Linked DNA regions of Mus musculus: regions 2 and 3 are each linked to region 1. A link is a loop called in an ENCODE intact Hi-C map of the cell type or tissue named here. Cell type or tissue: left cerebral cortex. All regions are shown on one strand. Links, peaks and the distances in the headings refer to the core of each region. The heading gives the core; the rest is flanking DNA.

Evidence for each region. Hi-C counts contacts between places; a loop is a spot of excess contacts. Peaks named below come from ENCODE experiments on the same cell type or tissue, not always from the same donor. Only the 100,000 strongest peaks of a DNase experiment are listed, where the experiment ranks them.
Region 2: it touches region 1 in a loop (2.7-fold over the local background); 4 of 42 quality-filtered maps call a loop at or near these places.
Region 3: a loop joins it to region 1, with 4 times the contacts of the local background. A loop is called at or near these places in 5 of 42 quality-filtered maps.

The regions. Positions count from the first base shown.
Region 1 is chr8:20,991,264-20,999,549 of GRCm38, reverse strand. No RefSeq gene overlaps it. Among named protein-coding and RNA genes, the nearest start is that of Defa21, 30 kb to the left of the region's middle. In left cerebral cortex, for the core only: no CTCF peak of the experiment used is centred there; no DNase peak of the experiment used is centred there.
Region 2 is chr8:21,975,080-21,983,365 of GRCm38, reverse strand. No RefSeq gene overlaps it. Among named protein-coding and RNA genes, the nearest start is that of Ccdc70, 8.6 kb to the right of the region's middle. In left cerebral cortex, for the core only: no CTCF peak of the experiment used is centred there; DNase peaks (open chromatin) are centred at 2,885 and 4,950.
Region 3 is chr8:21,954,922-21,963,207 of GRCm38, reverse strand. It overlaps Fam90a1a (family with sequence similarity 90, member A1A), which reads right to left and starts at 4,494. Exons shown (of 5, transcript NM_001081662.1): 1 at 4,306-4,494; 2 at 3,856-3,991; 3 at 2,005-2,180; 4 at 1,715-1,796; 5 at 1-208. The coding sequence starts at 3,966. Gm29821 (a long non-coding RNA gene) reads left to right here. Exons shown (of 3, transcript XR_378797.4): 2 at 4,892-5,057. In left cerebral cortex, for the core only: no CTCF peak of the experiment used is centred there; a DNase peak (open chromatin) is centred at 3,946.

The DNA.
Region 1 (8,286 bases), core at 1,607-6,606:
AGTATTTTTAACAAATTGTGCTGGTTGAACTGGTGTTCATTATTTAGAAGAATGCAGATTGATCTATTCTTATCTCCCCGAACAAAGCTCAAGTCCAACTGGATCAAAGACCTCCACATAAAACCAGATACACTGTGAACCTACTAGAAGAGAAAGTGGCGCATATCCTTAAATACAGGAGCACAGGTGAAAATTCCTGAACAGAACACCAATGGCTCATGCTCTAAGATCAGGAATAAACAAATGGTACATTATAAAATTGCAAAGATTTGTAAGGCAAAGAACATTGTCAATAGGACAAAATGGAAACTCACAGATTGGGAAAAGTTCTTTATCAATCCCATATATGACAGACGGCTTATGTCCAATCTATATAAGGAACTCAAGTAGTTAGACTCCACAGAACAAAATAACTCTATCAATATTAAATGGGGAAAAGAGCTGAACAGAGAATTATCAACTTAGGGAAATTGAATGGCCAGGAAGCACCTACACAACAGTTCAACATCCTTAGTCATCATGGAAATGCAAATCAAAACAACCCTGTCATTCCACCTCACACCAGTCAGAATGACTACAACAAAAAAATCAGGTAGCAGCAGATGCTGGCATGGATGTGGACAAAAAGGGACACTCCTCCATTGCTGGTGGAATTGCAAGCTGGTACAACCACTTTGGAAATAAGTATGGCAGATCCTCATAAAATTGGACAAAATACTACCTGAGGACACAACTATATCACTCATGTCATATATCACCCAGGAGATGCTCCAACATGTAATAAGGACATGCATGTTCCACTATGCTCATAGTAGCTATATTTATAATAGCCCAAAGCTGGAAACCACCCAGATGTCCCTCAACAGAGGAATAGATACAGAAAATGTGGTACATTTACACAACGGAGTACTATTAACTATTAAAAACAATGACTTCACAAAATTCACAGGAAAATGAATTCATTTAGAAATTATCATCCTCTGTGAAGTATCCCAGTCACCAAACAACACACATGGTAGGTATTCACTACTAAGTGGATATTAAGCAAGTGCATAGAATTCTCAAAATACAACTCAAGGACCACATGAAGCTCAAGAGGAACGAAAACCAAAGTGTTGATGCTTCAGTCCTAATTTGAAGGAGGAATAATATAATCAACAAAATACAGGGAGAAAGAGTGCAACAGAGATTGAAGGAAAGGCCATCCAGGGACTGCCCTTCATGAGGATCCATCTCACATGCACATACTAAACCCAGATGCCAAGAAGTGCTTGCTGTCAGGAGCCTGACACAGCTGTCTCCTGAGAGGCTCTGACAGATCCTGATCAATACAGATGGGAATGATCACAGCCAACCATCAGACTGATTGCAGTGTCCCCAAAGGAGGAGTTAGGGGAAGAACTGAAAGAGCCTAAGGGTCCTTATCTGGCATCAATGGGAAGGGAGTCCCTTGGTCAGGTGAAGGCTTAATGCCTTAGTGTAGAGGAATGCTAGGGCAGTGTGGAGGGAGTTGGTAGGCGGGAGGGAGCATCTTCATAGAAGCAGGTTCAGAAGGGATGGGATAGATGTTGAAGAGGGGAAACTGGGAAAGGGGATAACAATTGAAATTGAACAAATTAAATATAAAATTTAAAAAGTTAAATTAAATGAATAAAATTTTACATCATTAAACTTATAAAATACTAATCTTATAAAAGCTGTTAATTTGTGATAAACAACTTATAAACATAAATTACCAACAAATATATAAACAAGTATTATTATTGGGAAACACTCTAGGGCAAGTTGAGTGTTCTGGTCCTAAGGAAGGAAGCCAGGGAATTCACCAAATGGAGCAAAGACACAGCGGAAGGGCCAGAGAAAGAGAGAAAGATTGCATGCAGAGAGAAATAGAGAGAGGAGAGAACATGTCTAAATTACATAGGGGAAAGTCTCTGGGGTAGGGCAGCCCTACAGACTCAGTGTCAACTTGTACTTCTTCAGGAATCAATGATTATGTTCCAAGCTTCTAGAGTTCTGAGAGCAACCAGAGCCTAAGACAATACAAGGAATTCCAGGAATTCAAGAGACCCCAGATGTTCTCTCACACCTTAGGGAACTCCAAAAGAGAGCACTGTGTCTTTGACAATTAAAGGGCTCTCCTCTTTTAGCTGGGTCTCAGTTGCAAATCCAGTCTTTCAACAGAGGACAGCTGAAGTTCAAAATAAAACTTCAATTAATTTCAATTTATATTGAGTCTATAGTCTTTCAAAGTTTTCTGAGTCTATAACACTGAGAGCTAGGGTTATTATAAAAAAAGGTTTTGAAATGGTAAGTTTTTTATTCTTGATTCCAAGAGTCTTCACAAAAGCATATACCAAATGTTAGTAGAAAACTGCCTTAAGCCTAGACATATCAGGCCAAGCCAGAACAGCTCCCATAAAAGAGGTCTTTCTTAAAACGGGTGAAGCAATGAAAAAGAAAAAGAGAAAGATGGGGCAGAATATATATCTTTTATCCAGTCCTTGAGGGAGGAGACACAGGTAATGATATGCTCAGGTGATGGGGTTGAGGCATGCAGAGGGAATGTGCAGTGGTTTCCATGGCAACAGGGCAGGAGGGTCCTTGTCAACTGGATGACAATCTTCGATGGATTCATGGGCTAGCTGTAAACAGCTTTTGATGCTATCACCAAATATTAATGTAGTACATATTGTAAGGATTTTCTAGAGGGCACTGAATTGGAACCAAAGGGTTCTTTAAAGTCTTTTGTGTTGAATGGTGTTTTGCTAGGGTATACATGGGAAGGAACATTGAGCTGAAAGGACACAGGTAAAATGCTAAGGCAGAGTCGTAAAGAAATATTTTCTTGAAGCAAAACAGGACAAAGGATGTTTTGCTAAATCACGCATGTGGAAGGACAAGTGATGAATGATTCTCTGCTAACACACATGTATTACTCCATTTTACATAGTGTATGTGACCTACATTTGCCAAGACTCTATAGAGAGAAAAGCACCAACAAACTAATGGTTGTGTGCTCTGGCTCTCTTGCAGCTTCTGTGGACTGGGGCTAATTGGTATATTGATGTCAGCTGAGACAGGTTCTCCAGCTTATGGAAGACACAGGCTCAGGTAAGACCCATGGAGATCACATGATGTTTGGGGGGTATAAATAGGACTCAGTAGACAGTGATGAAGTCTGGGGTAGGCTTGCTGATAGAACTCGCTGTGCAACTCTTGTTGGTCTGGAGTCATCACTAATCTTCTCCTCCCTGAGAGAGGCACAGCTGAGAACTTTTGGCATTCCTGCTGGCCCCTCCTGCTGACTCTGGCTGAGGATACAGCCTGGCAGTCTCTGTTAGTGCCATTGCTGCTGATTCCTGCTTGCTAATCTGACTATCAATCTGGAACTGCTGGTATATCTATGAAGTGTTTTCAAGTGAATCAATTTGCAGCTGATAACCTGTAAACTGAATTGCCTCTTCCCAGAAAACAAGATGGGAGTTGCTCCAAACTAGTTGCTCCAAACTACCATTGCTAAATAACTGAACTTCCCCTTCCCCATCCCCCATCTCCCATCCTTTCTTTTTCACTACTTCCAGTTCCTGCTGGGCTAAAAGAGAGGTGAAAACATTTAAGAACCCTCACTAAAAATGAGGCTTGAAAAAATTAGAATTTACAGGTGACCTTGAGAAGAAAGCAAAATAAAGAAACAGTATTAAACATTCCCATGTAATAAGAAAGCAGAGTAGGAGTTTACTGTTTGTCTATTTCCTTTATAAAATATAGAGATGAACTTCATCCTGTGATACAAGTCTTTAAGTTAATCTCTTCTGGCAGATACATTTTTATGAGGAAATGTTCCAGAAATGGACCTAGAGATACAGAGAACATTAGGAACAAAAAATAAGGCCTACTACACACTAGCAGAGAATCTGAGAGAAGTCCCATGCTGAGATGGATGGGTTTACTGTCCTGGCTACATCAGAGCATGCAGCTTGAACAGCTCTACTAGTAGGAATTAAGATCCTTAAGACCTATCATTCCTATACATCTCCAGGATGTGAGGATTTTTCTTGCCGCTTTTCTTGTAGTTGTTTCTGGAACTCACACCCCCTGCCCATATGCATACACACACACATAAAATTCCCCAAAGTCTATAATCCCTTCTGATAGTTAGATGAAATAGATTCACTGGTTTAACTTAAATATTTAAATATAATATTAACTACTCACAGTTTGTTGTCTCACTGATAGTTAGTACATTTCACACATATCTTGGAATCAAAACACTATGGCAGAAGGAAATCTCCTATACATATTTGGTTCTCATGCATAATCACAAATGAGAAAAAAGAAAAAAAGATTTTACACACACACACACACACACATATATATATATATCATCATATATAATGTTTCCCTTATGCCATGGGGAAAGTGAGAGGGAGTTTGGTAGGTAAAGATAAAGAGAGAATGGGGTGAGGAAGAGACAGAGAGTGAGATAGAGAGATAGAGTCAACACAAAATATCTGAATTATTTAGGGAAGAGCTTCTGGGAGAAATGCAGCTCACCCCCAGGGTAGGAAAGCTAAACCTTGAAGGCAGGTTAAGCTAGGGAGGTACTGAAGAATGCTGGGAGAATCTGAAGGCCAGTACCACTTCGGTATGTAAAATATGCAACAAGTCATTTGACCCTTGGTTTGAAATTAAACACATATATATTTATATAAAAAAATGTGTGTGTGTGTGTGTGTGTGTGTATTTCCAGAATGTTTTAAGTATCTAGTCCCTAATTTCTAGATATCTAACCTCAATGGTGTGTGACCATTCACCTGTTCCTTGATCATGTTATGGTTCTCTAGAGATATTCCTGGTCTAGAGGTACCTCAGGTTTTTCTCAGCCAGCTGCATCCTGGAGCCATGAGAACCACCTTGAAAATCCTAGAGAAGAGGGTGAACTTCTCCTGCAGGATGAGGGAACATGAGCTAAGTGTATGCAGAGTGAAGGCTAACTGGATGCAGAGTGTTGAGGCAGGCCAGTGGCTCACATGTCCAGGTTCTACCCAGGAAGGCATCTTGGAATCTGGAAGAAAGAAGGGAATTTGGGGAAGAGAGAGAAAGAATGGAAACAAGACAACTACTCTGATCAAGGTTCAACTTTAATGTCAGCAAACACACTTTATAAAGAAGAGGGGAGGCCCATTCCCAGTCAGGCAAAGTTCCTTTGTAGAAGTCAGATCAGCCTTTTAGTAGGAACTAGTGAAGATCACAGTTTGGTGCTAACTCTGGAAAATCTCAGGCAGGTTGGGCCTCAGGCAGGTAGTTGCACATCAAAGGAGAGTGATGAGAAGCTGCACAGCAGGTGGCTCTGCCTAAGTGGTGGATGGTCTGAGGCCAGCCTAGCTAGGCTGAAAGGAGGTAACAGCAGAGGTCTCATATGATCCTGTCAGGGAAAGGCTTTTGTTAAGCAGTTTTCCCTAGAAACTGAGTTTCAAAAGAAACTTGGAGAGTTTTCATGATATTCAAAGTCATGCAATTGAGGTTATTCAATGGCTGCTGCATAGTTCCATGGGCTCCAGTACTAGCCTGCATTCTCTATTAACTCTTCTGCAAGTAATGGAACTGTCTCTTCTCACTTTGGGTAATATTTGTGCTCTGTGTCAAGAACCTAACAGGTGACTGATGAGTAATGTGAGACTATACTTGATACATCACTGCCTTTGAGAATGACTGCGAAGTCTTATATTTTTATTTATAAGGAGTTGAAAAGAAGCTAGTTATCTGGCATTGTAAGTCATAATTTTCATATATGACCATTACTTTGTAAATGGACACACTCTGTCCAGGAAATGGTAGCTGGGGTTCTCTTGAATTCCAAACTTCGCTATGGCAAAAAAGAAGGACAGTGACAATTAGGTCATCAAACTCTCTGGGATTCAGACAGTTGTAAGAAGGAATAAAATATTGAAATTGAGGCCCACCTTGTGGTTCAGGACTGTACATGATATGGAAGCACAAAACTTTGTGTCCATAGGCCATGACCTCTGATCCTACAGATGAGCAAGATTCTTTCTGAAGACCTGTTTTCTATTTCCCCCAAACCACCTCTCATATTCACAGGACATGTTGAGCAAGACATTCACTTGAAGGAGAAAGAAAAGGCCTTAAGTGACAAAGAAGTTGTTTGCTAAAAATCTTAAATACGTATTAGACACTATGGAGGGAATAATCTCGATTTTCAAAAATAACACTTGCAAAATTACATTCTTGTGTGTTTCTCCAGGCATTCTAACTAAAAGGAAATAAGTAGGAAATACTTGCAATGGAAATGAGATGTTTGTCCATTTGTTGAATTATGAGTAGAATGAGATACAGGAGAAAAGAAATATTTGTCAGAGATGTCAAGGTAAAAATTATGGATGCAGGTAAAAGGTTCAGTGGGAGTCCAGAACTAAGGACTGCTTCTGCTGTTGCAGGGCTTATGGGCCTCTCTTTAGGAGGTACCTGCAAATGCTCTCCTTTTGCTCTCACAGTCTCTCTTCTGGATATCTCTCTTCATTCCTTCCTTTGGGTTTAATAGCATCTCCTTAAAATATATCTGCAAATTCCCTCTTCTGGGGTTGGATGTGAAGTCAGTGGAACCTGACATTTGTGTACACTCTAGAAATAGGTAAAATAATAAAATAATACTTATTATAACCACCAGTAACACAAATTTCCTGTGAAAGTTGAACAACAACAACAAAAAAAACCCTCTCCTTTAAGAAATGTTGATGTAAGTAATCAAAGTTATTTTTTGGAGATATCTTTCTGTTTCCTATAACCTTGTTTGGGCAATTCAAGGAAGAGTGGTTGAGACAGTGTTCCTCTGTGTAGCTCTGGCTGTCCTGCAACTCATTTTGTACAGCAAGCAACCTGGCCTCCCCCTTATAGGGATTTCAGGCCTCCAGTTCTCAACTGCAGGGATGAAAGGAGTTGGCCACAACCACTCCACCACCAGACTTGAAATTTTTTTTAACCTTACTATTCTTTTGCTTTTGTATTATGTTTCCAATTTTGTTGAATTTATTGATTGTGTTTTTGTGTGTATGAGTATCTCATACTCTTTCTTAATTTTTGTTTGTGTGTTTGTTCTATTATTGTTTCTTTTGTTTAACTGCCTTGGTAGTGAGGCAAGAGAGAGGGGCGGAGGGAGAGAATGCATGTGTATAAGTGTCTCATGCCCTTTCTTAACTTTATTGGCGGGGGGGGGGGGGGGTTGTTGAGACAGGGTTTTTCTGTGTAGCCCTGGCTGTCCTGGAAATCACTTTGTAGACCAGAGTGGCCTTGAATTTAGAAATCTACCTGTGTCTGTCCCTCCCGAGTGCTGTGGAAAAAAAGGTGTGTGCCACCAAGGCCAGCTCCTTTCTTAACTTTTGTTTGTTTGTTTTGCTGTTCTTTGTTCTCTTTAACTGCCTGTTGGCAAGACAGAGAGAGACAGAGAGAGAGAGACATAGACAGAGAGAGACATAGAGACAGTCAGAGAGAGAGAATATGCATGGGTTTGGTAGGTATAGTGGCTATTTCTGGTTGTCAACTTGACTATATTTGGAATGAAATACAATCCAGAATTGGACGGCTCACAGGTGACCCTAATATTGAAGTTGGGGGATAGAAGTTTCTGATCCGGATCTTGGTATGGAGATCTTGAGGCATGGTGTCTATGGATTCCAGAAGATTAATACTGGGAGATCTGCAAGTTCAAGGTCATCTGGGATTAAAGGTGTGGTGGCACAGACCTTTAATCTGGCTACACCTTCTGCTGGAGACCATATAAGACAATGGAACAAGGAAGCCTTGCTCTTATTCCTTTGCCTGCTTATTGTGTGAGACTGAGAAACTGCTAGATCCTTGGACTTCCATTCAGTTACTAATTAACCACTGTTGTGAATTGGACTGAAGTCTGTAAGTAATCAATAAATTCCTTTACTATATAGAGACTATCCATAAGTTCTGTGACTCAAGAGAACCCTGACTAATAAGGAGTATTAAGGTAAGGAGTATTTGGAAGGAGATGGGAAAGTGGAAAACACAATGAGAGTGTTGTATGAAAAATGATATTTTCAATGAAAATAGAAACTGAAGAAGAAATGTTGTTGTGTGTATAGAGGTGAGTAGGAGAAGAAGAAAAACTGAAGGCTATGGCCAAAATCCTGTGTTCCATCTCTACAGCAGAGTGTGGTCTGAATATCTTTGAACAAGAGGGAAAAAAGTTGGCATGCTGAGTGCACCAATTATTCATGCTAAAGGTTAGTGGTAAGA
Region 2 (8,286 bases), core at 1,978-6,977, 980 kb before region 1:
TTAGCTGGGTAGGATCTTGCCTCAAAGTTCTATTTCCTTAATCTGCTATCTCCTAGAACATAGGATTCAGCTCCATTCTGCTTCCTGGTGCCCCTTAATATTTAAACCATATATTTTATATTTTTCCTTTCTAAGCTTGCCACACTTGTTCAAAACATTCTTCATGAGACTTAACCAGAGATCAAAGTTTCTGCTGGGTGTTTCTGAGTCTCTTCACCATAGCTCCAGCCAGACTTTTCAGACAAGGGCAAAAATTAGCCACATTCTTCACCAAAATACCACAAAACAGTCTCTAGGCCACATATTGAAATTCTCCACTGAAATATCTTGGTCCAGGTTGGAACAATTCAAATCACTCTCAGTAACAAAATCTTCCATATTCCTATTAGAATAGCTCATTAAGCCCCACTTAAAGCATTCCAGTGCTTTCCATATCCAATGTCTCCAAATCCACATTCTTCCAAACAAAACCATGAACAGGCCCATCATAGCAATACCCCAGTTCCTGGTACCAACTTCTGTCTTAGGGTTTTATTGCTGTGAACAAATACCATGACTAAGGCAAGTCTTTTTTAATTTTTTATTTTATTATTATTTTTATTTTTGTTTTTTTCAAGATGGGTTTCTTTGTGTAGCCCTGGATGTCCTGGAACTCACTCTGTCGATTAGGCTGCCCTCGAACTCAGAAATCTGCCTGCCTCTGCCTCCCAAGTGCTGGGATTAAAGGCATATGCCACCACTGCCCTGCAAGGCTGGTCTTATAAAGGATAACATTTAAATGGGGCTGGCTTCATCTGAAGGCTGCTAGCAGAATACTGGCTTCTAGGCAGCTAGGATGAGAGTCTTAAAGCGCCCCCATGACCCCCACATACCTACTCCAACAAGCCCACACCTACTCCAACAGGGTCATACCTTCTAATAGTGCCACTCCCTGGGTCGAGCATATACAAACCATAACACTGTTACAGCAAAAATTCTAAGTGTAGAAATTGAGAAAGTTGGTGCAGAGAGCTGCTCCACAAGCCATCCCGGCTTCTGGAGAAAAGCTCCGGAGCAGGGTTTTGTAGAGGGAGATCCTTTGTCTTTGTGTGTGGATGCATCCGGATACAGATATGGCAGAGTCTCCTGGCTTCCTGTGCTCCAGCCTTGACCGGCTGCAACCACTGAACACCGAGATGATGCAGTGGCCCCAGGGAGGACTATCTGTGACTTGCTAGTCTCTCACAATGCTCACAGGAGCTATCTACATACATTCCATTTTTATTGCCAGGGAACCAAGTGACAGCACCGTTAAACTAGCTGCCAGGGAGACAGCGGGGGATGGAGGGGGCCACCCACACTGTCACTGTGGCCTCAGAGCTCACAATCCACTCTGCAGGTGGAAAGCTCTCTCCTCCTAAGGCAAAGCTGAACCTTTCAGTTCAGGAGAGGAGGTGGCTACCGTCCTTTGGCAAGCTGGTGCAATTTAGCTTGGGAGCCACCAGATGTCTCTCTGACCAAACAATACCCCAGTCACAGCCAGAATCCAAGTTCTCTTCATTATTATTTAGCCCTCAGGTTTTTCTGGGGAGAATTCTCTGACAGCAAAAACAAATCCACCATATGGCTCAGCTGTACACTCTTTGGCATATGCCCAAGGGAGTCCACATCTTAGTCCACAGATTCTTGTTTAGCCATGTTCATTGCTGCTCTATTCAGTATCTAGAAAGTGGAAACAATCTAAATGTCCTTCAAGTTCCCAGTAGATAATGAAAATGTACACACACACTCACACACACACACACACACACACACACACACACACACACACACACACGTAATTACATTACAATCTCAAAAAATAAAAGAATAAAGTTTAGGGAAGAGAAAAACAACAACAACAACAACAACAAAATTAGGTCCTAGAGTGATGGTCCAGTCATTAGGTGCACTTAGTGCTCTTGCAGAGGACCTGGTTAGGCTCTCAGAACCCATATGGTGGCTCAGAACCATCTGTAGCTCCAGTTTTAAGGATCAGATTCAGTCTTCTGGTGTCTGAAGGCACCAGACACACACAGTGAACAGGTGTGTGTGTGTGTGTGTGTGTGTGTGTTTTATGTATGTCACACTTGTGTTCAAAACACAGTTCATAATTATTTCTGCATGATTTTTTTCTCACTATAATATTTCCACTTTTAGGATGTCTTAGTTTGGGTTTTACTGTTGTGAAGAGACACCATGACCAAGGCAACTCTTATAAAAGATAACATTTAATTGGGGCTGGCTTACCGGTTCAGAGGTTCAGTCCATTATCATTATTGCAGGAAACATGGCAGCATGCAGGCAGGCATGGGGCTGGAAAAGGAGCTGAGAGTTCTACATCTTCATCCATAGGAAGCCAGGAGCAGACTGTCCATAGACAGCTAGGAGGAGGGTCTCAAAGCACACCCCCAAGGTGACCACTTCTTCAACAAGGCCATACCTCTTAATAGTGCCACTCCCTGGGCCAAGCATATTTAAACTACCACATTCCACTCCCTGGCCCCCATAGGCTTGTTCAACCACAGGAGTCTACGGGAGCCATGCCTAGCCATAGCATAATGCAAAGTAGGTTCAGTCCAACTTCCAAAGTCCCAAAGTCTATAAGTCTCAACAATGATAGGAGTCCAAAGTTCAAAGTCTCTTCTGAGATTCATGTAATCTCTTAAATGTAATCTCTTGTAAAATAAAAATAAAAAAGCAGATCACATACCTCCAACAAATGACATCCTGGGCAAAAGCAAGACCAAAAACTAGCTAGGCAGACTCCAAACTCTGCATCTCCATGTCTGGTGTCCAACTCCTTTCAGCTTTCCTGACTACAGCACAATTCTTTCTCTTGGGCCAGTTCTAGTCTCTGTAAGCAACTTTCCTTGGCAGGTATCCCATGGCTCTGGCATTTCTAACATCTTGGGGCCTCCACAGCAACTTCAACTTTACAGCTTCTTGTTCCGGTGTCTGGGATCCATACATGATCTTCTGGGCTTCACAAAGGGCTTGGGTCACTTCTTCAGCTCTGCCCTCTGTAGTACTCTAGGTTCAGGTTGACTTTATTCCACTGCTGCTGCTGCTTTTAGTGATCATCTCATGGTACTGCCATCTGCAATACACTGGGGTCTTCCGTTGCAACTAGGCTTCACCAATAGCCTCTTATAGGTTCTCTTCATAGTGCCAAGCCTCAATTTCTTCACAGGAGCCATTCAAGTCCTGGGCCATCAACTGCATCTGAGGCTGCACCTTCACCAACGGCCTTCCCTGGCCTCTCACAGTGCCGAGCCTCAGCTGCTCTCCATGACCCCTTCATTCCTTCAAAGCCAGTACCACCTAGGAGATATTTATACATTAGCAAGTCCAGCTGCATTATGAGGCTCAGCCTTGGCCATCTCTGGAACACAGCTTCTTTGTGCTCTCAGAAAACACATCCCAGAAGATTTCATCTCAGTGATGCTGATCTCTTCTTAATCACCACTAATTTCTTAGGTCCAGCTAACCAGCAGCAATTGTCCCAGCAGTTCCTTCTATTTTGGACTCTAAAGCCAGTTTCACATGGCCAAAGCTGCTGAGTTCTTCTGCTTTCTGGGGCTGCAACATGACCCCCTTGATATATTACATTATCACCAGCTTTCTGTTTTCCAACTCCTTCACTGGCTTAAACTTGGCTGTCCTAGAACTTGCTCTGTAAACTGACCTGAACTCAGAGATCTGAACGTCTGTGTCTCCTGAATGCTAGAAGCCTGGATTTAGGCTTTTCTTCACCTAGAACTTGCTCTGTCCCAGGCTGACCTTGAATTGAGACTTTTAATCTGGAATGAACTATAATTCAGATGTCGAGGACACAGGCTTTTGATCCAGATCTTGAGGAACAGTGGCATTAAAATCTTTGGCCCAGGCATGGTGGTGCACACATTTAATCCCAGGAGACAAAGGCAAACAGATGTCTGAATTCAAGGAAAACCACTACATCCCTCAATGATCTACTCTCAATGATCAATTACATCTGGAAAGAGCATCTCATTCCTGCTTCATCTTAACAGGTTGCATCAATTCAAAGACCCTTATCTTGCTATCATACAAATCTGCTTGCTTTCTCACCATGCTGCTGGCCATTATTCTTGGAGACAGCTTGTTTGTTTCCCCAGTTAATGTTTCTTTCTGTCCATGAAGTGGTCCAATTGGGCAGTTTCACTGTGTCCTCACAGATACTTGCTTGTGACCCAGATTCACTGTATTCTCAGGTATGAAGTGGTAGTCCCAGACTGCCAGTAGCTGCCTGAGTAGGAAGTTCGCTTGGGGAAGGCCAATCTAGCATGGTTTTTAAAGAGTTTGTTCCCACTAGCAATTAGATTAAGTGGCTTCCTTCAGATGCTGTAGCTAAGGGCTCCTGGACAGCAAGGAGAGCAGACCCCAGGTGTCTTCCTTCTGATCCATTATTGATCCCCCAGTGGCTAGAATGGCCAGGACCTTCCTGTGATGGCAGGAACATGGCTTTTCTAATAGCTCCTTTGCTTGCAGTAAACACATCGATCTTGTTCTAGTGCGGGCTGTCTCATTTTCACCGATTTTTTTCTCGTCAAGGTTCTTGTCACCTTTTCTCTAGATGAGGCCATCCTTTGGTCCAGAATGGGACAATTCTTGAGGCAGCAACCGTGATTTTAGCTTGTCTTTGTGCTGTCCCATCTACAGTCAGAACTGTTTTTATTTTTCATCTCAGTTAGGAAAACCTTTTTGGCACTTCTAGAAGCTGCAAAGTGTTTATGCCCATGAAACTCTCAAGTATTTGGAGCATCCTTTTTCTGGATCCCAAAGATTGGCTAACAAAAGCCAAATGTAGAGCCCAGTTGTTCTCATGGCTACAGTTTCAAAAGGAATGAGGGTTTTAAAAAAGCGTCTCATTAAGCATTCAAGGAAGGGCCAGGGGGCGTATTCTGGTCCCATTTGGGGTGGGTGGAAGGGAAAACCTCCAAGTCAGTTTTCTGTTCCCTGTAAGCAGCTGTGGCCAAGAAAATCCCCAAACTTTTCACTGCTCAGCTGTGAACAGTCAAAGCAGTTGCTGGCAGTCATTCCAAGTACATTTGTGGATTTGTGGAATAGACTTAATGAGAGAGGTGAAGGGCTGGGGTCGCTTAGAGATCCGGGTATTTGGAGCCTATCCATTTTATAGATCATAATCATGCCATAGAGGATCACTTGTAAGCTAGGGACAAGCATTCTTGTTGGTCTATCCCAGGGGATGGAAAGGAGAGCAGAGGACAGGACTTGGGCTCATAACAGAGACTGTGAGCTGTGGGGAATGGTAGAGATGAGGGCTGATGATGTGAGAAGGGGTGGGGTGGGGGGCCTGTACCCTCATCCTGACTGTGAGGGTAGAATGATGGCATGGGGTAGTGGACAAAATATGAGTGGAGAACTTGTCTTTGGGATGATGGCTCAGAGTGAAAGTCTTCAATGCAAAGGAGGGGTAGTATTAGGGCTAACCACTAATCAATGTAGGAGAAATGGTCTGGGTATCAGGGCTTCCTGTAACCACAAGACAGTCAGGTCTAGTGATGGGAGGTGGTCTAAGGACCACTGGGTCTAGCCTATGCCATAAGGTGGCCAATTTATGGAACTTTCTCTCAGAGACACTTTGTAGTCATCATCAAATCCTAAAGAGAATTTTTTAAAAAAAGATTTATTATTATATCTAAGTACACTGTAGCTGTCTGTCTTCAGACATACCAGAAGAGGGCATCAGATCACATTACAGATGGTTGTAAGCCACCATGTGGTTGCTGGGATTTGAACTCAGGACCTTCAGAAGAGCAGTCAGTGCTCTTAACCACTGAGCCATCTGTCCAGTCCCTGAGAAACTTTTAAAACATACATTGAAGAGGAGTCTGTTTAAAGTGACTGAGCTTCCCAATACCCCTCTGCCCTCCGGACTGATGTCTGAGCTGGAATTAAACTGCACAGTGAACAGAACAACAAAGGAAAGGAAGAGGTGCCAAGAGAGTATTCTAGTGTGATGAATCTGCAGGAATGAGAATGTAATCAAGGGATTTGGAACCAAGGAGACAAGGAATTAGAAAAGACAGGGGAGGGGAACTATGGTGGAACCAGGAGGAAGTAGAGAGTAGTTGCAGTTTACCATGTGGCTGATAGAACCATTAAAAAAAAAAAAAAAAAAAAAAAAAAAAAAAGGTTGGGTTGTCTCTCTGAGCATAGGTGACCAGGGCAGAAGAACTCCCCACTCCTTCAGAGAGAAGAAGAAGGAATGCCCAGGTTGGCTTCCAGTTACCATTAACCAAAATGAGCTCTGAGAGATGGCTGGCTCTCTAGTCTCCAGGGAAGTTCAGAGGGAAGTGGTGAGGCCCAGAGCAATAGCTGAAATAGAAAGGGTAAGTTGTACTATGCTATCAGCCATTCAGTCATCCACAGAAACAGACATAAAGATTTCCGACCAGAATTTCCTAAGGCTACAATCTTGACTTTTTGGATGAAGGTGCCAGAGAGAAATCTTCATCAGGATTTATTAGATTAGACCAGAGATCTAGCCTACATATCAGAATCTACCTCCTGGGGGAAAAAGCCATGGTGTCTCTATCCACTTTCATTTAGGGAGTCAGGGGTAGAGAGAGGTATTTCCACTGACTCGTTTAAAAAGACATTGGTGGGGGGAGGGGATGGGAGATTTGCAGAGGGGAGACTGGGAAGGGGAACAACATTTGAAATGTAAATGAGTAAAATAACCAAAATATTTTGATTTCAAGAAAAAATAAAAATAAAATTAAAAAAAAATCATTGGTGACATGGCTGAAGAGAAGGCACTTGCTACTTAAGAGTGCTTGCTACTCTCCCAGAGGTCTAGAGTTCCATTCCCAGAGGTCGTTTCAAAACCCATATTGGATAGCCCACAAGTGCCTACAAGTCCAGCTCCACGGGAATCCAAGCACTGACAAGTTATGGAGACCTGAAATCTTTCATGTCCTAGACTAAGCTCTTCACTTTCCTGATCCCTTTGTGTCTTAGTGACAGGCACAATGGCTCCTTCATTGTCTGTGAGGAACCCACATCTTGGTTATCTGCTTCTCCTACATCCTCAAATCCCATCCGTCCCTCGGCAAACAGATACCGGTCTGCCTCTCAATGGCTATCCAAGATGTGGTTTCTCTCTATCCCAACCCTGCTGCTGCTTCACCCCAATCCATCACCTTTCCTTGGATCCTGCTGTGGCCAGATGAATGGTCTCACCATTTCCCCCACTGCCTTCTCCTATGCTCATTCATATTACAGAAATATGCTGCCAAATTGAAAGGCACACAATTAACTCAGGGACCTTATTAAATAGGACCCCAATTCAATAGATTGGATCAAGGCCTATGATTCTATATCTATGAGGTCCATGCTATTTCTCTGTGAGTTCCATGTGAACAATCAGATGCTGTTTCTAAGACTGAAGCCCGAGCTGGAGGTGTAACAGTGGTGGTGAATTCCTCTAGCATATGTGAGACATTGGATTTGGTCTCTAGCACCAAATAATGCCTTACATTTAAGTATAAATTCATCATCCCTTCTCCTGTCACCCCTCAGTGGCTCTCTGTTGCCCACACTGCTCCTGGATCATCCCACCAGTATTTCTTATAGCTCCTTAGTCCGTGCCCCCGACTCCACCCCGGCATTTAACCAAGGGTGTGCAGTTCCTCAAAGCTCTGTGCTTTTCCATTCTCTATATCTGGAATGCATCCTATGGCTTAGTCTCCAGATCATCCCTCCTCTCTTGTAAGACTCTCAAAGCCATCTTCCCCTCTAGATAACCTTTCTACGAGCTCCCACTCATGCTTTCAAGTAGCTTAAGAGAAAGGTAAGGAAGCGCTCCACGAGTCTGTCTCCCCCGGCCTTCACCGTGTATAGATGCACTGGCTCGTTGACCTGCTCATTTTCTTACCTAGATCTGGAAGAGCAGAACCCGAGACAGCCAAAGGTTACCACTGTGTACTGGGTAAAAGAAAATCAGTGAGACCCACACCCTCTCTGGATAGCTTTTCCGGGCACTCGTCAACGGACAGTTGTTGCTTCCAGTAGTCTCTATGGGAAATTGAGAAGAGGGCCAATTCTATTCAGCGTGTCCTTCTAATTCCTGCTTCAAATTGCTTTAGATTTTATGTTCCATATGTCTTTGCAGCCTCGGAATGAAAACTACCACCTCACACACGCTAAGCAAACGCTTTACTGCTGAGCTGTACTTCTTGTTCTTTAACTTTCATTTGGTGTTAATCACTTTCTGATTTT
Region 3 (8,286 bases), core at 1,167-6,166, 960 kb before region 1:
CCGAGTTTCTTCCATCCTGCCTGAGCACTAGCTTGGCAACACCAGCAACAGCCATCCTCCGACCTTCCTTCTGCCTGGAATGTAAGATGTAGGAGCTGTCAAAGCATTGGAGGACAGGTTTTCCAGGGCACATCTGCTTCCCAAGAGATGTTTTGACTGGAGATGCACTCCTCTTTCTGATCCCAGGGATGCTTGGCATCCGTGGCTGCTGTAGAAAAACACAGATGTATCGAGAGATCAGTGGGGCACTGTCAGCATGGAAGGCAGTGAAGGCTTTCAAAACAACGCCAGGAGCTCATGGGATTTATGGTGATAGTTTGTAGCAGCTCGGTCTGATGTGAAGTCATCAGGCTGTGGTGACCCACATTAGCTATCCAAAACTTGCAGCATGGTGGGTTGGGAAATGGAAGGAAGAGAGTTGCAGTCTCCCTATAAGTGAACCTTACTCTGATAATCCAAATCTCTCTCTCTCTCTACCCCTCCAACCCCCGTGTGTGTGGATGTGCACACACATGTGTTTGTGTGTGTGGTCTGACAAGAGGTACATGATGTATAGATAGTCAGAGAGACAGCTAGGACCATCCTTCTGTGGTCATAGAGGAACTGTTAGATTCAAATTTCCACGTAATTTACAGCATAGTATTGAAAATTCTAATAATCTTGCTTGGGATATGAAGTAGGGCAAGAGGCATTGGCTTGCCTTGAATCTGTCTCTCCACCAATGGTCTTAGAGGTGAACTGTTGTGGGAAGCTACTGTCTGTCCCCAGTGATCTCTCTGCCTCCATGGCTAGCCCCATGCAGGGACCGCCCATCTCGAGGTTTTCTTGCTGCTGATTGTGCTGACATTCCCAGCCATCCACCTCCTGTGGTTAGCGGTCACAAATCCTAGAAACCTGGTAAAATCAAAGCTCTAGAGGCTTGTAATTTATCAGCCAGATTTATATTAGTAAATTCTCAACTCACAAAACACCTGCACAATGAACTCAAAACTCAATTGATGTAAACACAAGTTACACACCCAGATGAGGCAGACACACCCTAATTATTATTTAATCATCTATCTAAGAAATCCCCAATACTTATGGCTCCCAGGACTGTGTGGTTCTGGCTCCTATAGGTTCCATCTTGTCCCTTCCCCTCTTTCCTGTCTTCTCTCTGTCTCTCTCTTCTTCCTTTTCCACTGCCCAGTCACAGGCTCTCACCTTATCTTGTGCCTGCCCTAACCTGCATATAGACAGCAATCCACATTGAATATTGTAGCCACCCAATTGGGATGGTGGACATAGATGTGCTGATGCTGCTTAGACTTCTCCAGTAAAAGTCTAGATTTATAGAAGCAGCAGACATAATCAGTTCAAAACGGCAACAGTCAAGACTGCAATAGAAAATTCAGGTCACCAGAAAGCTCAGAGAGCAGGCCCCATTTGTCATCTGACCTCAGTAGGAAGGAGGACCTGGAGACCTAAACCCATGGGTAAGTGAGAAGGAACCTGCTTATCCTCCAGGTGAGCTGGTCTGTGAAGGAGACTTACAGCAGAGGCCCAAGTCTGGCTGAACTATGAAAATGAACAAATGAATCATTGCTGCCAGAGAGGATTTGTGAAATCTAGCATGGACAGGGGACATGAGGTGAGCAAATAGGTCATGCAGAAGGAAAGGTGCAACTGGCAGAGCACAGAGGAAGGGACGTTCAGGGACAGGTTATCTACTTACAGCCAAGTTGACCTGCTGGTCCCCCTTTTGCGGCTTCATTGGAAATTTCTGGAAGGGAGCTTTCCTCTGCTGCTCATCAAACCTGTGGGACAGTCAGTGGTGTGGGGACACCTCAGCCTTAGTCTCAAAATAGTCACTCAGTCACTTAGTCACTCACTCACTTGCCAGCAGACTATTTACTCGCTCTCTGGCCCTTTCAGTTTGGAGACTGAGAGATAAGACAGGATATCCCCGTGAACTCTGCTTAACCTGGAGCCTTCTCTTCCACCAGCCCCCTTCCCATCACTTACCTCTGTCTGGTGTCTTGACTGAGTTTCTGTAGACCATGGGGCCTGCAAGGATCCCCATTCTCTTTCTCCTTCCTGGCTCCCAGAGGCTGGGAGACTAGGAGCACATGGCCTTGCTTCATGGGGCACATTCTGCTTCTTACATTGTGGCCAAAGCCCCCACAGTTTCTGCATTTCACCTGTGAGGAGCAAAGGAGATATCAGCGAGTCACAAAGAGATCCAGAGACCTCTCCATCCTCAATCTCCCATAGAGCTAAAAGGCCCTGTAATGGTCTCTCTCCAAGGACAACATTCACTACAGAATGGGTTGAAGCTCTGCCTGGTTGTTTCTTTGAATCTGGAAGAGGAACCCATAATTGGGAGATGTATAGGTGAAGACAGGAAGCCCTGTATCTGCCAATAGACCAATCCTGCCAAAGAGGAGTGGAGCCTTCTTCAAGTCTCTAGGTCCACATGCAGGGGAGCAGTTCCTTTGTCTGGCCCTCTGATACCTCTGATACAGTCAGGACCATGGGTCAGTATGACAGATGTAGCAGAGCATCAGACCTTAGTAGACCCCCAGACATTTGCATAACTATTTCCAAGACAGAAGTACCTTTCAGGCCATAGAATTCATCCATAGACAATACCACCTGGCACCATGAAAATGAGACCTAATAGAGACCAAATCCAGTGGTTTAGGTACAGGGCCCTGATTGAGGGATGGAGCCAACCACCCATCTCCAAAATTTTAACCTAGAATTGCTCCTGTCCTAAAGGTAATACAGGGGCAAACAGTAGAGCAGAGACTGAAGGAAAGGCCATCCAGAGATTGCCCCACCTGGGGATCCATACCATATGCAGCCACCAAACCCAGACACTATTGCTGATGCCAAGAAGTGCTTGCTGATGGGAGCCTAATATAGCTGTTTCCTGAGAGGCTCTGCCAGAGCCTGACCAATACAGATGCGGAATGCACTCAGCCAATGACTGGACTGAACTTGGAGACTCCAGTGGAGGAGTTAGGGGAAGGACTGAAGGAGCTGAAGGGGATTGCAACCCCACAGGAAGAACAACAATATCAACCAACCAGACCCTGCAAAGCTCCCAGAGGCTAAACTACCAACCAAAGAGTACACATGGAATGACTCATGGCTCCAGCTGCATGTGTAGCAGAGGATAGTCTTATCTGACATCAAAGGGAGTGGAGGCCCTTGGTCCTGGGGAGGCTCAATGCCCCAGTATAGGGGAATGCTAGGGCAGTGAGGCAGAGAGAGTGTGTGTGTGTGGGAGCACCCTCATAGAAGCAGGTGGAGGGAGGATGGAATAGGGGGTTTGCAGAGAGGAAACAGGGAAAGGGGATAACATTTGAAATGCAAATAAATAAAATATCCAAAAAGAAAAAACAAAAACAAAAACACCCCCCCCTCCCAGGAAAACCAAAAACAATGGAGACCTAATCCATTCAAGCCCATGGTTCTGGGACAGCCTCTGCCTTTCAGCCTGCCTTTACTTTCGGGATAGTATTTGAAATGTAAATAAAGAAAATATCTTTAAAAAACAAACAACAACAAAAAAAAAAAACCCAAAAAACCTCCCTAAGTTTCTGCTTCTGTCCTGTTGTCATTGAAATACACTAACCTAGAATTTGATTTCTGTGCACAAAACTCACTGGGAGAAAGGCTTAGTGGCCCACTGGGATTCAGAGGACCTACCTACCCACTACAGTACCAGCTGGCTACTCAAGACTTTCTATTGCCTTAAACCTATATGCCAATATTCTTCTCTAGTGAATCCTGCACAACACATTTTTGTGGTGCATCCCTGTCTCACCTAAGCCCAGGACTGGCTGACACATACAGGCCTCCACTTACCATATGGTTCTCCTTTTTCAGTGATGGAAGTGTCTGTTCCCATGAGCTTCTTGGCTCTCCCTGGGCTGTTTGAGCTGGAACAGCTGGAAGGCCCTTGATTTGTGACTCCATTTGTGGACCCGTTGGCTTTGATTTCCTGAAACAGAAGTTAACAAAAGAGTTTCAAACTACGGAGTTACGTTTCGTGACGCGCTAGGAACATATGGCCTGGTGATGGTTATCACAAATGAACCCGTTTCTGTGTTTCCACCTCCCAAGCATATTCCATCAGGAGACTTAGGGACTTGAAGTTGTAACATCCAGGGAATGTTTCACTTCAAGAATCCATCACTGCTGCCAAAAATTTGAATGAGAAAGTACTATTTAAGGGAAATGCCATTACCTTCACATGAGAAATTCATCCCTGAACTTCAGATTCATTTCAAAACACTCCCATCTCTAACCACTCACCTCAAGCAAAATCTGATAAAAGATTTCCACCCGAGAGCCTGCCTTCTCTCTATGGTCTCTTTAGTGGCTTCTCTGAGCTGTGGGGTCTGGATCTGCCCACCAGGCGTCACTTTCAGGAGTGGACAGAAACTGAAAAGGTGCTGGCTGCACCGGCTTCTTATAATGTTCCCTCAAGGTCATGGCCTCCATGATGCAATCTAATCAAAGTAGCCAATTAAGAACACCTGATCTTTTTTAAATTTTTAAAAATTTTACAATCCAGATTTTACTCCCCCCTCCACCCACCCCAACTGTTTTCTACATTTCATACTCCCCCCCCAAGAGAATATCCCCCCCCCCACATCTGATAGAGGGCTAATATGCAGAACACCTGATCTTAAGGCATCAACACAGAGGTTTTAGTCTTGATTAAATACTTAAAGGCACTGAATAGGGAGTGGAAGTCCCTAAGTTTCAGACTGAATATGCTTGGGAGGTGGAAATGCAGATATAGGTTCATTTGTGATGGGCAGCAGAAGACCACGTATTCCTGTATGTCATGAAACTTAATTTCTTTGGTTAAAACTCTTGCTTCCTTCCATTTCAGGAAATCAGAGCCAAAAGAGCTTCACAGAGTCACCCATTAAGACCTGGGGCCAGCTCCAACAGCTCAGAGAAAGTCAAGAGGCTCATGAGATCAGAATATTCTTTCATCGAAGGAGGAGAACCCTAGATACGTTGAGGCCTGTTGTGTCAGCCAGCCCTGGGGCTAGGTGAGACAATGAATTGGGCTTTATCACAAAATCTTTTTGTTGTGTGGGATCCACCAAAGAATTCTGGGATAAGTATTCCTATAGATTAGCCAGCTGGCAGAGTCCACTCGGTGGGTCCCCTGTGTCCCACTGGATCACTGAGCTCTCAGGGAGAGCTTTGGAGACAAACATCATGTTATATACTTCTTGATGGAAAACACACACACACACACACACACACACACACACACTTGTATTATCAGAATAAGGTTCACTTAAAGTTTACAGGGAACCTGAGACTCCCAGTTTTTAAATCCACCTATGCTGCAGATTCTGGATAGCTAATATGGGTCACCACAGTCCGAGTACCAGAGTGAGATGCTACAAACAAAACATCATTAGTCTTCCGAGATTCTAGTGTTTTCAAAGCCTTCAGTCTGGAAATCAGTCTGGCCGTTCTTAGAAGATTGAGAATAGTTCTAACACAAGAGCCAGCTATACCACTCCTGGGTGTATAATCAAGGGATGCCCCACCATCCCGCAAGGACATTTGTTTAACTATGTTCATAGCAGCTTTATTTGCAATAGTCAGAAATCAGAAGCAACCTAGATGTCCGTCACCTGGGATATATATCTTGTTTTCCCTTCTGAGGAAGATTCAGTCATCCTCTCTCGGGCCCATCTAATTGGCGTTCTGAAAGCTGCTTGTATGCTTATAGGCATATCTCTGTTTTTTTTTTTTGGGGGGGGGAGGGGTTGAGGAAATTTTTTTTCTATGATTTTGTTGAAAATCTTTTCTGGGTCTTGGAGCTGGAGCTCTTCACCTTCTTCTATTCCTTTTATTCTTGTGTTAGGTCTTTTTGTGGTATTCCAGACTTCTGGATGTTTTGTGGCAAGAACTTTTAGATCTGACATGTTCTTTGACTGATGTATCAATGTCTTCCATCCTATCTTCTATGTCTGAGATCTCTTTTCCTTCTCCTGTCTTCTGTTGGTGATGCTCGCATCTGCTGTTCCTGTTTTCATCCCTAGGTTTCCTGTCTCCAGGATTCCCTCGGCTTACTTATTTGTTTATTTTTTTTAACTGCCTCTATTTCAACTTTCAGGTCTTGAAGAGTTTTATTCGTTTCCTTCACCTGTTTATTTGTAGTTTCCTGTACTTCTTCAAGAGATTTATTCATTTCCTCTTTAAAGGCCCGTGGCATCTTTATAAGATTGGATTGAAGGTCATTTTCTTGTGCTTTGGCTGTGTTAGGACATCCAGGGCTTGCTGTATTAGTATAGCTGTGCTCTGAGGGTACAATGTTACTTTGGCTTGTGTTGATTGTGTTTTTTTTTTTTTTTCCGAGACAGGGTTTCTCTGTGTAGCCCTGGCCATCCTGGAACTCACTCTGTAGATCAGGCTGGCCTTGAACTCAGAAATCCGCCTGCCTCTGCCTCCCAAGTGCTGGGATTAAAGGCGTGCACCACCACGCCTGGCTCTTGATTCTGTTCTTAGGCTGGCTTTTCACCATCTGTTTATCCATGACCATTCCTGTTGTAGCAGGTATTGGGAAGGCAGGCCTACTTGGATGTTCCTGGGTCTCCAAATGGCAGCCTTGGCCCAGACAATGGAACTCAGCGGGCAGTGGATGTTTCCTAGAAGTTGGGTGTGCTCCTAGGGACAAAGCCAGATGGGGGTGGGGTTGGGGTGGGCAGTAAGGGATTTTTCTTGTGTTGTAGGCCTGGTGTATTAGATGGCAAGGTGGTGGGACAATGGAACTCTGGCAGACAGCCAGCTGCTTAGGACACTTGGGTGTGCCCCAGAGGACTTGTCAGGAAGAGGAATTCATAGCTGTTTTAAAATATGTATTAAGTGTAAAGTCATGTGCTTTCTTCTCAATGATAACTTGCCATGGTTTAGACACAAAAGGACTCACATTAGTTGTATGTGTGTGTACATGCGAGCACATGCAGGTGTTTGTGTATGTGTGTCAGAACACATGTGACAGTCACATGGTGGCCAGAAGAGATTGTCAACTGTCATTCCTCAGACTTTATCCTCTTTCTTTTGAGACAGAGACTCTCAGCAGTTTGTCTCTAGCCACATCTGCTAACCTGAGCTATCAGTGATACACCAGGGATCCATTTGTCTCTGCTTTCACAGACCTGGGGTCACAAGCATGGGTCTGTGAATACCTGGCTTGGACGCAGGTTCAAGTCTTTACAAGGAGTTAATTGTTTTTTGACAGAGGTATCATTCCAGCCTCAGAAATACTCTCAACTATTACCTTCTGACAGAGCTAAGTTTGTTTTAAAAGATCATTTTGGTGTCACAATTACAATATACTGAAATTATGTGTAGTTTTAATTTCTCTTTTGAAATACCAGTTATTATTTTAATAGATAATCTTAGTTAAGGAGCATTTTTCTAAACATTTCCACTGTTCCAATTTAGCTCAAAAGAGCTTTTAACCCCGTGATCCCAGCGCTCTGCCATTTATCCCATGTGTGTAACTCGCCCATTAGGATATATCTGTCCAGACAGCAAAGGGCAGAAGCACAGGATGGGCAGTACTGACTTCAAAACATTTATTGAGAAAGGAACAAGAAATGCTATGCTGAAAAACCCATCTTGCAAAGGAAGGGTTATTGCGTGATATGGCCACTAGAGGGCGCGATTGCCTATCTTCTGATCGTGGCTTCTCAGCACTAAGAATCTTGTACTATTTGTTGTATGATTCAGAATCCACTTTTCATACGTTTTCTTTTCTCTCAGTAATTTTCCATTCGTTGGCCTCTATGTTGTCTCTTGTGGTTTCTTACTTTTCAGTACTATATTTGAACATGAACCCCAAATCTCACTGCTACAGAGAGATACTGTTTCTGTGGCTTCCATTTCTAGTGCTCATGTCCAAACAAACAAACAAACAAAACCACCAAAAAACAACAACAACAATAAAAAACAAAACAAAAAAACCTCTGTGTGATGGTTTGTATATGCTTGGCCCAGCCCCAATTAAATGTTGTCCTTATAAGAGTTGCCTTGGTCATGGTGTCTGTTCACAGCAGTAAAACCCTAACTAAGACAGAAGTTGGTTCTGGCCATGCTTTTGTTTAGAAAAATATGGATTTGGGGACTTTGGATTTGGAAAGCCATGGGATGCTTTAAGTGGGGCTTAATGGGCTATCCTAGTTGGAATATGGAAGACTTTGTTGCTGAGTATGATTTGACCATGAAGAGAGCCTGTGAGAGGCTTTTGGTGAAGCC